2 separate regions of the Mus musculus genome follow, and region 2 is linked to region 1. A link is a loop called in an ENCODE intact Hi-C map of the cell type or tissue named here. Cell type or tissue: heart. All regions are shown on one strand. Each heading gives the region's core, and the rest is flanking DNA. Links, peaks and the distances in the headings are about the cores only.

Region 1 (7,482 bases), core at 2,469-4,968:
TTTATTCTTACTGTCTTCGCAACCGTTATTTCTATTGTCTTCTGACCATGACCTAGATATGTTTCAAGGGCTTCGTTATAGGATTAAAATCTCTTCCCCTCATGTTCTCCCATTTGTCTCTCACACATGAATGTGCACCTAGGCACACACTTGCCAAAGGGAACCTCTACATAGAGGAATCTGAGGGCTGCTTCTCTTCCCACTCCACTCTTTAGGCACTGCCTGTGCTTGGAGTGGAGACTCTGAGGATATAGAAGGCCTGGCTATTGGACCAGGGCAGGGAAAATCCCTGTTGTCCTCTCCAGGTATCTCCTGCTCTCTGAAGGGTGACAGTGTCCTGCAGTGGTGAAGAGGCAGCCAGCCCTGTTCTGAATTAGTCCTGACTCAGAGCTGCGTGTGGTCCCCTGCTACATCCTGTTATGAAGGATGCTGGTCTCTGTTTCCATGAGCCTGCTCTCATTCCCTGTATTTCCTGTATCTGACAGGGAAGAAAGTCGGATACAGGAAATAGCTCTGGGGTTGAGAGAATCACCTGGCTTTTGCCTCTTTCTGGTGTGATGGCTTCTCGGGGCCTCTGTCAGGCCCATAGGAGTACTATGTGGTAGTGAGGACCCACCAGCCTGTGAAGCAGCCATCATGGTCAATGCCAGAGATCAAAGGAAGAGGTCATTTTGGTGGCATTAAAAATGAATACAGTGGTTATTTCAAAACTCTTTTGCTGGAGTTAAGAAGCAAAAATGTTGGATTTTACCTAGCCTTCCTCCTTTATGCTAATTCCCTAGTCCAGTGGCTTTTGCTGGCTATTGACTGTAGCCCAGAGACATTTTATTTTCCATACAAGGTTTGCATGCTTAGAGTAAAACATGCAACTGAAAGGGGCCAGGGAAATGGGTATTTGCATAAGCTCTATGTTCTATTGGATTCAATTTCATTTCTTTAATACTTTTGGCTATTGCTCATTTACTGAGCTCAGTGATCCACTACTGGCAGGTAGCACCCACAGTTTTGTTGTTGTTGTTGTTTAGTTTTTTTGTTTTTTTTTTTTTTTTTTTTTGAGACAGGGTTTCTCTGTATAGCCCTGGCTGTCCTGGAACTCACTTTGTAGACCAGGCTGGCCTCGAACTCAGAAATCCTCCTGCCTCTGCCTCCTGAGTGTTGGGATTAAAGGCGTACGCCACCATGCCCGGCTTGCACCCACAGTTTGAAGCCACGTCCTTCCTTCTTTCCCTTGGTGTTGTCACTATCCCATTCTATGGCCTGGGACCATCTAGATTATATAGATTTTTGAGTCTGTCCATCCATAAGAAGGGGCTTGGTTAACAGCCTCTGATGCCCAGAACTTCTGTGATTTGAACTTCTTTCTTCCTTTTGAAAGAGCCACCGGTAGTGTCTCCCAAGCCAGTCCTGATTGAAATCCAGAGTCTGAAACAAAGAGCTCTAAACCCTCTACTGACCTGGGTATTGCATTAAGAGAAGACAAACCTTAGGGGTGGATATGGGAACTCCCGGCTCCCTACAAAATCAGCTGCGCAACTTTGCGGTGTCCCAGTGCCGCCATTTTCTTATCCTATGAGGCTAGACAAAACAAACGAAAAGTTGTTCCACTGTTCATCTGGTTTCAAGGTCCTTGGTGACCAAAACACCTGTGTAATCATCACCTTTTTCTGTCTTCAGCCATTTCAAAAACCAAAAAGCTATCTTAGCCAAGGGTGGCAGCTCCCGTGTTAGAGGCAGGCCAGGGACTGTGTCCTGGGTAGGCGGTCTCTACCGGTCTGGCTCTATCCATGAACAAGCTCAGGCTCTCTGGAACCCAGTGCTGTTTTCTGCCTGCACCCCAGTGAACAGCTTGTATGTAAAGGACTCGGTGTGCCTCCCACCGCTGTGTACCTTCTCCTGTCCTGGCTCCGTGGGCTGGTGATTCATACTTCATGAGGTTTCCCCATCTTGTCGTCTCCCTGCTTCATCTTTCTCTCATCATGCCTCTTTCCCTCCCTCGCCTTCCTCTCCTCTCCTCTCCTCTCCTCACCTCCTCATTTATCTATCTTCCTTCTCTGCTCTCCCCCTCTTTATCTCCCTTCCTATCTTTCTCCCTTCCTCCCCTCCTTCCTCCCTCCCTCCCTCCCTCCCTTCTTCCCTTCCTCCCTCCCTTCCTTCCTTCCTTCCTTCCTTCCTCCCTTTTATGAGTGTGCCTGTGTGTGTGTGTCACACACACACATATGCCACTACCCACAGTTGCTTAGAATAAACATTTCTTTCTTTCTTTCTTTCTTTCTTTCTTTCTTTCTTTCTTTCTTTCTCTCTCTCTCTCTCTCTATTTATTTATTTATTTATTTATTTATTTATTTATTCTTGGCTTCATTATAACCCTCACTATAATTTATAACCATTGTATTTGTTACTTTACTGACTTTTGTCTTTTGACTTTTTTTTTTTACTTTTGACTAAAATCTGAGCTTCAGCTGTACAAAATCACGTTTCCCTCATCTTCACAGTACTCCCAACACACAGCACAGTCTCCGGGCCAGCACATACCAGTTACTTGAAAAATACTGTTATCAAATACAAGGTGACGCTCGCCACCCATGGGGAGGCTGGGCTGGGAAGCCCTCTCTTTATTTGTGTGGCTTATTTCTAGCCTGTTCTTTGACCTGGATGGTATTAATGCTTTGGCTTATACACAAAGGCAATGGGAAAATGAGGTAATTCTGTGGGTAATTCGAGCAGAAAGGACCACCCATTCTGACCTCAATTATTTGGTTATTTTAGGTGGAAGTAACTTCAAACCCGAAAAAGTGTTTTAGCTGCAGCCAGATCAGGAAGGCTTCCCCACTGAGGCTGTGCCGGCTACCTCAGGCAGCACCTAGGCAGGAGACACAGATGCAAATACTCACATGTATACACACTGCACACACACTTAAGAGTGCAAAGAGAGCAGGGGACAGCCAAGGAACAGGAAGTTCTGTGTAGCAGGTGTTCCCTTCCCACTACAGCTGGCTTTTTAAAGCAGCCATCGGCTCCCCCTGTTCAAGTGTTCTTTTCTGGGGCCCGAGGAAGTCATCTCTTGACCTTGGCAGTCCTGGGCTAGCTCCAAGCTTGAACCTCGCAGACAGGGAGGACAGGGCTAGTAGACAAAGTGTTCAAGGAGATGTGTTCCACAATTTTAGATTTAAAAACAGAACAAAAATTCAACTCTAAGCTAGCGAGCTAGGCTCTGTCGTGTCAATAGTATTTAAAGGTGATATTTGGCTAGAGCAGTAAGCTCTGCAAATGAAAACAACTTGGCCTTCTCTCTCTCCTCCCTACCCTCTCCGTTTCTCTCTCTCCTCTCCTTTCCTGTCTTTTCTGTTCTCTCCTCTCCTATGGAATGATGCTGTATCCTTTGGGACGTCTCTAACACAGCCCTGCAGCAAGGGTGGAGGTGACACCATTGCCCTGCAGGTAACAAGGCTGAAACTCAAGGAGTTAAGTCACTTGCCCTCAGTGCTCACTTAGCTGGGCACTCAGCCCACCTGGCTCTGAGCGTGCACCCTGACCCAGCTGGAGATGGTTGCAGGGTGAGAGCAAGTCTCTCATGACTTTCAGGCTCCTCTGGGCCGTGAGCTGCCTGGCAGGGAGCCAGGAGCGGCTGGTTTCCCTCTGGCCCTGTCCACACTCTAGAAGCACTCAGCTCAAGCTGATAGGCGTGCAGGTGTCGCGAGATGGCTCTGACACAGACAGGAGCCCTCTGTGGGGCCCAATGTAGATGTCTGCCAATCCAGAGCCCCCACCATGGGGAAGGCGCCTCATGCACACTTAGAAACACTGGCTCCTATATAGCAAGTGGCCTCAGAGCCCTGGCCCCCAGCTGTCAACGCCAGCAATCTCTCTTAGGAGCTAAGCCCTCACACTTTCTAGGGCTACAAGGAGCCAGGTTTCCAGCAATGCTATAACGTGATTTGAGCCCAGGGCCTTGTCCTCTGGCCAGTGGCTTCATAGTTCAGATTCCCATGACCATGGTAGGATTGGTACCCAAGAGCTCTAGACCTTCCAGCTGAGCCTCACAGGGAACATGACACCTTCCCAGTTCAGCACCAGGCCTCCAAGTCCTTCTGGCTTGCAAGGAGTTAGAATTGTGGCACATTCTGGTGACCTCTAGCCTAATAATCTAGATGATCACTCCCATGATGAAACAGTTAATTTCTCATTACAGGTAAAGGAGCAGGTGGGGTCAAAATATGGGCTGGGTGAAAAAAAAAGTGGATGTTTGAATAATGGAACCGAACCTGGAAATCTGATCCTAATAGTTATTGGGGGTGTCTACAGTTTCCACACCTGGGAAGCCTCATACAGTGCAATTTTCTTGTCTTAGCTATCTTTTTTTTTTTTTTTTTTTTTGGTCACTGCAACAAAATACCAAGCCAAAAAAAAAAAATGTAAAGAAGAAAGGTTGATTTCAGTTCACACTCTCAGAGTACCTTCCACCTTGGTGAGGAAGCTATGGCGACAGGAACTTGAGACAACTGGTCACATTGTACCTGTAGTTAAGGACATGGAGGGAGGTGAGTGTTGGTGTTCAGTTCCTTTTCTGCTTCATATTCAGCCCACAATCTCAGCTTGTGGAATGATACCACCTATGTTTAGTGTGGGGATGGGTGGGTGTGGCTTCCTACCTCAACTGACATAATGTGGGAAAATATTTCACAGACATGGACAGAGGTTTGTTTCCAGGATGGTTCTAAGTCTCGAGTTAATAGCCAAGCTTAATCATTACATTGCTAAGCCAATTTATAAGAAAAGACATCATGGGGTCAGGATCATCCTCACCCCTTCCTTCAGAAGGTATCAGGTCGGAGACCCTGATGAACGTTCTCACCTCAAGGCTGACCAGCAGGTATAAGGAGGTGATCACCTCATTTTGAGTGACTTTGTTGTGCACCAGACACCTGCTAACAGTGTGGGAGGTAGACTGAATCAGATAGATGGAGGTCTCCTAGCTCCTGGGGTAGATGCTCACTAGGTAGCTTGGCAACCCAACTGCCCACATGATGGTTATGTGATGTGACTCCATAGTGTTGACATTCTGCATGTCTGGATGCCAAACTGGGCAAAGGAGCAGGGTCATTGCAAATAGTGTAAAGAAGCCAAGGGGCTGCCCCATGGACTTGACCCCTAACCCTATGGACTTGAACCCTGTACATTGAAGCCATTTTATTTTCTTTGCAGAAAGCCTCAGTCTTTTAATGTGTCATTCTTGGAGTGAGGAGAGCCTGAGCTGGGACCCATTTTCTGGATCCAAACCACAAAGCTTCTCCAGCACAAGTATGCTTTAAACCTGCTACCTAATCCTTCGTGGAAAGGAAGCAACAGCCATCTATCTCCCTGGTGTGGAACAAGGGTCAGACAGCTGAGCCTCTGCTATGCCTACAGCTGCGAGAGCATCTGCACACAGATGGGCTGGGAGAAAGACTGGGGCCCTTTAGATGGGAAAGTGATACAGATCATAGAAGGGCCAAGAGGGCCTCAAAGCTTCTGGGTGAGAAGGTGAGGGGTAACCTTACCAGAACTAAGGAGGTTACTACTACAGAGAAGAGAAGACAAAGGACCCAGGTTATAGTAACCTCAACATCGTTTTCTAAAAGGCCGATATATTCATTAAATTGTGCTCGGAAGCAGAGGTAGCCGGTGCTCTGCAAATATTTATAGCAGCATTTTAAAATTCATTATGTTTTATGAGTAAAGTATGACAATGAATGTTATGAAAAGGATAAATAACAAAATAGCAGACACCCAAAAAGTGAAAGGCTCAACTAATTCCACCATGTTGGAAATAAACACAGGTAGTGGATTAGGGTAGTTATACAAGGGCTTTAGCCAATCATCTGTTTATATAGTAAAGACACATGGAGGGGAAAAGGTGTGTCTGAACTCATCTTCCAGCTGTCTGTGACTGAAGAGCCCTCTGCCAGATTCTTTAAATCAAAACACCACCTTCTGCCACCTGGTGAGAGCGATCTCATTTCCTGATAGGATGGGGTATCCCAGGCATGGCTGTCTTTCCAGTTCAGTAGCAGCAATCTTACCCTATCAGTGGGGTCCCCTGCTGTCACCAAGATACTTCTTACTTGGGGGTCAATATGGCATCTGAAACAAGGCATGATGGGTAGGAGGATTCTGTGATACAGAAATACATGTTTGGCCTCTGTTCCTGCCTCCCGGTTTCTGACTTGAGTTCCCAAAGTCCCTGCCACACCTCCCCTCCTTGTTATCAGAACATCTTTGTTCTAAGATTTACTATTGTTTATTAGTTTATAATTAGAATGTATATGGGGAATGGTGTTATATTTTAATACATGCATACACTGCATATTGACTAAATCAGAGTAGTTAGCCTCATGACAGCATGCACTTATCATTTCTTTGCGGTGAGAACCTCAAACTCTCTCTTGTAGCTATTTTCAAATGTGTCATGCCTTGTGACATAGTGATCCCAAGAACTTTGTCATATACTGAATAATAGGAGTATGCGACACAGACCTCCTAAGTTCACAGGAATTTTCCAGATGATATGAGCATTTTGGGTTTTGATGATGGAATTCTAGGTGGGCTGGTTGCCAGAGGAATCAGTCATGTAATTAGATCGCTGGGACTTCTACACTCACCTCACCCTTCCCCCACCTCTAGGAGAAGGGGCTGAAGGTTGAATGGCTCAACAGAGGCCAAGGACTTACTCGGTCCTGACTTTGTAGGAAGCTTCCATAAATACCCCTCAAAGAACTGGATTTTGACAGCTTCAGATAATTAAACACGTGGGGATCCCTGGAGTTGGGGGACCCAGACCGGAGGAAGAAGAAGGTGAGTGGAGGAGAAAGATGCCATGGGTTAGAAGTCATGAAAACAAGGCCCTGAAGGCTGGCCAATCTGAGTTAAGAGCAGCACAAATGAAACTTAGTAAGTAATGACTCTGTTATTGATAGAAAAGTAGGTTCTAATAGCATAGAAGGCAGATATCTGCCCAGCTCTTGTATTGCTTAAGGCTTGTTGTAAATAATAAATGTGTGGTTTTTTTTTTTTTTTTTTTTTTTTTTTTTTTTGGTCTGGGAACTGAATGGTCAAAGGCAGGGTGGAAACCCCAGATTGGGATTAAACATGTCTATAACACAGAAGGGACACGGAAACTTGTACTCTTCCCACATGCCTGGGACCAGTCCCGTGCATCTCTTCCATTTGGCTATTCACTTGTAACTTCTGTCATAAATTACTAATCATAATTAAAGCATTTAGATGAGTTCTGTGAGCCTCTCTAGTACATTCACTGAAGCCAAATGAATGGTGTAGAGAAACTTTAAGTCTAGTTCAAAAGAGATAGAGGAGATGACTTTGATATTGGAATTGGAGGATAGTCTTGTGGCACTTTAAACTGGGTGGCCTGGTACTACCTCCAAGTGGAGAGTGATAGGATTGTGTCAAATGATAAGACATTTAGTTGACATCTAGGAAAGCATG
Region 2 (7,482 bases), core at 2,876-5,375, 200 kb before region 1:
CTCTGCAGCTGCTGGTGTTCCTGATGGGCTGTCAGCTGCCCTGTGGTGATAAAATTCCACAAAATACAGTGAACCGTCAAGGTCACCAGTATGTGTTCCGGACGCTAGACGGAACATACCAGGGTTTCCACACAATGCCAGAAGGCCCACAAGTTTAGAGATAACTGATAGGTCCCTCTGCCTTTTCTATCCCCTGGATGTTGACTTTTTAGCCATGGTATATTTAACAATGCTAAGTACATATGCTATTTTGAAGATGGAATTATTTTCTGAAATTCTAGACTACAATCCTCTCTGCTTTGTGTATTAGTTCTCTCTGATAACAAAAGAAGCCTCATTAAGTATTCTGGGAAGCAGCCTCTCTCTTCAGATATTATCATAGGAGCATTTGTTTCCTAATTAATTCCCAAGGATGTCTTTAAATAGAATCATTAACCCCCTTACAGCAGTTTTCATTCTCTACTGTGCTATTTCTTCCCCTTTCTATCTGTAAGACACATGGGGCCCCCCACTAGGTAGAAAAATATTCTCACAGAACATTTTAATCAGGGCAGACACATTCTCCAAGTGCTGTAATTGCTGCCTTACAAATGACATTCTTGTTCTGTCTGCTCCTTCCCCTGAGTTAGAGACCCTCCTTCTAGCATAATGTGTCTGTCAACCACCTTGCCTGCTGAGCCAGCCAAGGTGTGCTCCTTGCTGCTGGGCAGCTTCCAGCTCCTAAGAGCTCCCCAGGCCTTTGAGGAATTCTAACTGGGCCTGTGCTCCCTTAGCTCCCCACTCACAGAGGTGCCTCTGGTTGGTCTTGTTTTGTTTGTTTGTTTAATGACCAGACCAAGCCAAGCATCACTCCCTGGTTTTCATTTATCTATCTATATAGATATACCTACCTGATATGAGCACACTGTTGCTGTTTTCAGACACACCAGAAGAGGGTACTGGATCCCATTTGGTTGTGAGCCACCCTGTGGTTGCTGGGATTTGAACTCAGGACCTCTGGAAGAGCAGTCAGTGCTCTTAACCTCTGAGCCATCTCTCCAGCCCCTCAAAAGTGTCTTTCTCTGCCTAGTCCCTGTCCTTTTAACTTGGGTTTCTAGCATGGCAGATTTCAGAGAATAGCTCCTCAGGGCAGAAAGCAGGAAATGGGGAAGGGGGTGGGGGAAGGGAGTGAGGTGAGGGGGCTTGTGGGGGAGAGGGACAGAGCAGCTCTCAGGGTTCCCAGAAACTTGTTAACTCTGGTGCACAGCTGGAAATGGGGCCTGTGAAGGGTGCCTCTCCTGGTATTCCTTTCACCCTCTGCTGACAGAATGAAAACAAGTGCTCGCTCACCTTTCCTCCCTCCCTCCCCCTCACGCCCCACCCCCCACACTTATTCTGTCCCTGAGGCTTCCTGAAGCTACAGGTTAGTTGAGACCAATTGTTTGGTTTGCTTACAATGGCCTTCCTTGGTACAGCATTTTCTGGACCTTTTTCCCCTGAAGCAAATTAGAACACATGCTTTGGCTTCATATTATTTGTTTACTTAAGTTTATCCCTATTCACATAGCAATGCCAACTTTTTCGTTTACATATAAGGGGAAGGAGTTTGAACTAAAAGAACCAAGAACAAAAAGGCTGGACTAACTAAAGCTTAAGAGCAGGTGATGAGACCGGACTTGTAGGAACAAACACTGGGAGATGATGGTAGAGAGAGAAGTTAAAGGATTCACCAATGAAATTTAACACCCTCTTAGTGGTCAGCACTGACAGAAGAAAGGCCAAAGTATGGACAGGGTAAGGAAGCAATAATGACTATGTCAAACAATTTTAAAGAAAAGACTAGGCCAATGCTTAGTGGTTTAGTGCTTAACCAAACCCTTACCAAGTTCATGTCCACAGAGACCTTTAATCCAGGGTGTATAGCTATTGCTACATTGCACTTGTGGTAAAAATAGAAGAAGCACATTAAATGTGTAGAAGCACCTTGCTGAGATGAAAGTCAACTCTCAAATCCAATCCAGGAATGTAACATCTTTAGGCTCCAACATGACACACAACAGGATCAGCATGCTGTATTCAATGACAGCCTGTTCTAGCAATTACAGTACTCTCAGATTAGCAGTGGGACATTATACCTAGACGTGCACAACTACTAAGACAAGATCTTAAATATCCCAGAGACCAGTGAATATTAAGATTATCTCAATATGGCCAGTCTTCTAGTGTTAACAATTCCCCTACACTTGATTCATAAGTGAATAAATCATATTAAATTAAACCAGCCGGTACTTGGGGAACTACCTTCATCAGAAAGAGACTTAATGAAAAGCTTTAGCTTAAATGAATACTCTAATTATTACAAGCTAATATTTGTCCACAGAAAAGGAATTTGTTTCAGGATTAGTCAGAGACCAAGAGAAGCCAGAGGCTCTAATTCAATAATGGAATGCCTAATTAAATGATAATGGATCCTAATTATAATGTATTGCTTTTCCTTGTACATGATTGATTGAGCATATAGCATTACACACAGTTCATTAAAGAAACTTAAATAAAATGCAATTACTAAAACTAAAGGAGGAAAGCTAAGGAGAACTGGTAAATGTGTGCTTTCTGTTTTACAATATGAAAGAAGTCAAGTATAATAGGAAGTTTAAAGATTGGAGGGAAAAATTCTACAGGATGAGTTATGTTCAAAAAGTGCATATAGAAACTATGCTTGTGTGTCCTTCCTAAACTGCTTACTGCCCTTATATGCTTACAATTAGTTACAATAACCTCATGCACTTGGCAGAGGACAGATGAGAAGTTTATTAAATGTTCACTAAATCATGGTTATGATGATTCGCTTAGGCGCCTTGTTAGCTAAAATTACCGAGACAGATTCAAAGACATACAAGCAATCCCATGCCTGTTGAACGTTTATAATCCAGTTGAAATACAAGATATAAACATGGGAAGAACTATGTAAATAACACAGGAAATGAATAAAAATACAAAACTGCAAGAGAGGAGAAGTGAGTGCAGTAAATGTGACAAGTGCTCTGCCTTCAGAGGAGGATAGCTTGGACTGTCCAAACTGTCCTGGATAAAACATGCCAGATTAAGTTCCCAAGACTGAGAGGACATAGATCTTCAGTGGCTACAGAGAAATAAACATCAGATGTCTGTTTCAAGAGGAAAAAAAAAAAAAAAAAAGAAGGAAGAGCAAAGCAACAGAATAAAATCAAAGCCAGGCTCACGGGTATAGGAGAACTTAATTTACAGTAAAGGTGACATCACAAAGCACGGTAGGATAATAAACTGTTTAGTGGGTAGTATTGGGAAAAATGAAATGAGATGCATACCAAACAAGACATAAAGGACTCAAGATGAATAAGAGTATATTACATTATTAACAGAAGAAACTGAAGGCCAAGGACCACTTGGGAAAGGAAGACTTTCATTCAAATAAAAATTTAAGAACAGACAGCACAAGGCAAAGATTATCACTATGCTTATATTAAGTGAACAAGGGGGACAGGCCCATACCCTCAGCACCAGACAGATACTGGCTGAAGGGCAGGAATTCAAGGCCTGCTTGAGCCACAGAGACCCTGTATTTGAACACACAAACAAACCTATTGAGTAACTACAAAATAAAACCATGTTTGTGATATCTAAAAATGATTTAAAACACATATACACAGAAAGAACTAGTTAGTCACACAATCCCCTCATTGGAAACACCAAAGACAAATAGACAGTTCAACGAGAAGAAACCCACCAAATAGCAGATGCACAAAACCTCGATGCACAAAACCTCTTTCTAATCAGACAACAGGAAATTGAAGGCACAAGTTTCCATCTTAAATCTGCTCTCAAGTGACAAGGAACACAAAGCAAGATAACACCAAAGTTTGGCAGGAGCGTGGGCGAACCCTCAGAGAGCAGTGAGAGCTGTCGAGGGCACAGCCAACTTGAAGGGAGGACTGAGCAAGTCACACGGAGCCAGCTGGCACCTCCAGCTCGCAGATCTATGCTTGGGCAGCACCCACAGGAAGTTCTGAGCACATAAAAAAACTAATAAGGGTATTCATGTGCTGATGGGTGTGGGGGTAGAGGCTACTTGGATGGACATCTGTCTTTTGCAAGCTTAAGTAAATGGGACATTTGGAAGGAGCAAAACAGAGAGAAGGCATTTACCAGAAGCCAGTGACATGAACACATGTTGTTAAAAACAAAATGCCATCAAGAAAAAGATGGGATCACAATCTTATTGGTGTAAGTAAGTAAATAAATAAAAATACAGAACCATATAGCCAAACATGAAGTTTACAGGAGCACAAGAAAGAGAAATACTTACTTAGTAGAAAGATTTGCGTATGGAAGACGAGAGAGACAATAAAGGGAAAAGGTATATCAGGAAAATCTGCACAAGTGGCCACACCCATGCCAGTGATTGTGAAGCCCCAGAAACCAAGGACTATAGTGAGCTCTGTCCCCTGAAACTGGGGTAGTAAGTTATTAGTAGTATTCTTAAGAGAAACAGAGAAGACAGGAAGAAAGAAGGAAGTTCGTATTAGACATTATTTGATTTTGTGCAATAATAACTATTCAATACACTTGATGGAGACCTGGGGAAGACAGACCGACAGACAGGAGTAAACAGGCTGAGCAGAAGCACGCCTCTGAAAAGCCTTAGCCAGACCCCCAGTCACCCAGGGAGGTATGCATGCTCTCAAGCAACTGCAAAGGAGGGCAGCTTGGGTGGTGCTCGGAGCCATGAGGAATGGTTTTCACACAGAAGACCAGAAAAGGAAAGAAAGGCAAGCAGCCCAGGGGCTAACCAGAACACACAGATGTCAGAGATGGACGACAACAGAAAGCATGCAAAATGTACAAGAACCTTGGGCCAAAAGCCTTGCTAGAAGGCTTCTGCCTGTACTTTCCAGGGTGTAACTATTCTAATTATTTGGGGGTGAGCTAGAGTAGTCTTAGCTTCCTCCATGAGAGTATTAGAAGTCCCTTGGTTAGTGCTTTCATTATCTTTCCTTTTGTGGGCAATCAGTCGGAACTCAAGATGTGGGAAGAGTAAAATGTAAACTTGATATTGGTTACTTTTCAACCTCAGAGGATGGTAAACCAGGGCCCTCGAGAACCATGAGGATTCTGCTCTTCATCTTCTATCACTGCCGCTGCCACGGAATCTTTCCTTACAAGAGCAGCTTAGGGCTGCGGGGGGAAGGAAACATGCTTTATTCTTAGAACGGGTAATTGTGTTCCTGATGAGGAAAATAGCTTTCTGGATTCCTTTAAACTAATTCTGCAAGTCTGAAATTGGCTTACATATCTATTTTATATATTTGAACACATTTTAAGCACTAAAGCAATTTCTAAGAATAGCAGTACGTGAAAAGAAAAACTAGAAAAATGAACCAAAAACACAGCATGCAAATTAGTCTGCCTTGGAATACATCTGCATATACTGTCCTGCAGTGGTATATTTTACAAAGGGAATTAGAGCCATGAAATTAACATTTTAATGAAACAGACAGACTTTTGACATCAAGACTACTCCCTGACAGCTGCATGTAGGTGGCCAAATGAGATGAAATGGAGTTTATACCTTCAACAGTCTAAGCTAGGGCAATTTGGAGATTATGACTGAATTTAAATTTGAAAATACTGCTGTGTGCAAACATGGTTAGGCTAGTAAGTAATCTTTGGGAACCTTGGCACTATAAATGTTTAATTTAAAACACATGCACACACACACTCTTTTATTTTTTTCCCCCTAAAACACTGTCTTCAAATCCAGGGGAATGAATCTGGAAACTTGCAGGCTTTATCTGAATAGCTCCTTTAATTGTTAGAGGTCCCTCTAACATGAGAGCTGAATGGTGAGGTCCTTGGAAGGGACCCGGGCTTCCACCTGCAGGGACACTGAAAGGACCCAGGACAGCAAGCACTCTAGAAGAAACCTTCTTCCCACTGAGGAAGCTGCAGCCTGCCTCTCCTGACCAGGCCCTTACTCTTTAACTTGTCTAGAAAGTGTGTGGTGTTCTTCAGGAGGCCGAGGCTGGGTCTGTAAGGCACAGCCCACGGGTCACTGTACCTGTGTCTGAGGAGCTTGTGCACTAACGATGTTTTTTGTTTGTTTTGTTCACTTTTTCTTTTAAATGATGAAATTCTCAGAGTATGAGGAGACGTGAAGGTTTTATGAATTTCAAGTTTCATAAAGGCCCTCTCATTTGCTCTGCCAGCACAGTTACATGGCTGTAACGTAAGCACATGCCACCATGTCCAGAGTGCAGCTGAAGCCGCTGCTCTACAGAGCGCAGGATTTACAGGTGATTTGGATTCCTGTCCGACTCTGTCCCTTCCAAGATGCTGAAGCATAGAAGAGGAGGTTGAAAGGTCACATTATGGTGACCCGGAAGGACAATCACTTCCAAGCTAACCAGAAAGCTCCCTGGAACATGTGCTTCTGCTGCCGCAGGGAGGAGGAAAGACCCACATCCCTTCACAGTCCCAAGAGAGCTCAATCCCAGGTCTTTGTACGGCCACCATTTACCACGCACTTTAAATAGCTATGGTGATATTCACAGTGGATGAGAACAACATTTACGATTATTTTCTGTCCCACTAATCATTTTTCAGAGACCTGTCAAGTTTTCATACCCAAATCATATGCTAAAGTTACAACTCTCTTTCCATTTATTCAAGCATCAGCTAGCTTATCAGTGTCATCTTCTTGGGGAAATTCTCCTTGGAGCCTTCCACTCCCTCCTGACTCAGGAGCAGTGCTGGGCACCTGTTATCTTGGCTTTTTCCTGTCTCCACCCTGAGGACCGCCCCCTGTAAGATGTTCTTGCTCTCTAATCAGCCTCTTTGCTGGTCCCTTTGCTCCTCGGTTAAACTACATAGCAGCATCTCACTAAGATGGTCAAGGGACCATAATAAACCTAGGGAATCTTGAATGCTTAAATGCTGCTTCCTCCCCAACTTGCTGAAGAATTTGGCTCTGTTCACTACAAACCTACTTTCTTAGAAATTAAAGGACTCTCACTTTTTCTGCTAGTAGTTCCTAGAGCATTCTGACACCTCCCCAATGTCTGCTTTGTAGACACTTCCTATTTCTCCTGGACAGAAACCTTGAGCTTTGCTGCTGGAGCACTGCACTTTCTCATGAACTTCGTTCATCGTATCGAGCCTCTACCTACAAACTTTTTATGCTTAATTCTTGATACTTTACCATTTATGATAAAGGGAAAAAACTGAAGCACTCAGGGGCCATTTAAAGTATTTACTCTGGACAAGGATTGTTTCCTAAGTTTCCTCAATATTTTGGTTTGTATATTGAGTCTTTCTTTTTTTTTTCTTTTCTTCTTTTCTTTCTCTCTTTCTTTCTTCCTTTCTTTCTCTCTTTCTTTCTTTGTTTTTTGTTTGTTTGTTTGTTTTTTTCAAGACAGGGTTTCTCTGTGTAGCCCTGGCTGTCCTGGAACTCACTCTGTAGACCAG

The links. A loop is a pair of places that touch in the nucleus more often than their neighbours do. Peaks named below come from ENCODE experiments on the same cell type or tissue, not always from the same donor. Only the 100,000 strongest peaks of a DNase experiment are listed, where the experiment ranks them.
Region 2: it touches region 1 in a loop (2.3-fold over the local background); 3 of 42 quality-filtered maps call a loop at or near these places.

The regions. Positions count from the first base shown.
Region 1 is chr17:73,019,019-73,026,500 of GRCm38, reverse strand. It overlaps Gm30420 (a long non-coding RNA gene), which reads left to right and starts at 2,352. Exons shown (of 2, transcript XR_385745.3): 1 at 2,352-4,538; 2 at 5,203-6,181. RefSeq lists an enhancer at 2,350-4,338. In heart, for the core only: no CTCF peak of the experiment used is centred there; DNase peaks (open chromatin) are centred at 2,910 and 3,790; H3K4me3 peaks cover 749 bases; H3K27ac peaks cover 2,292 bases.
Region 2 is chr17:73,218,688-73,226,169 of GRCm38, reverse strand. The region is part of intron 5 of Lclat1 (lysocardiolipin acyltransferase 1); the gene reads right to left. Among named protein-coding and RNA genes, the nearest start is that of E330032C10Rik, 29 kb to the left of the region's middle. In heart, for the core only: no CTCF peak of the experiment used is centred there; a DNase peak (open chromatin) is centred at 3,929; H3K27ac peaks cover 1,989 bases.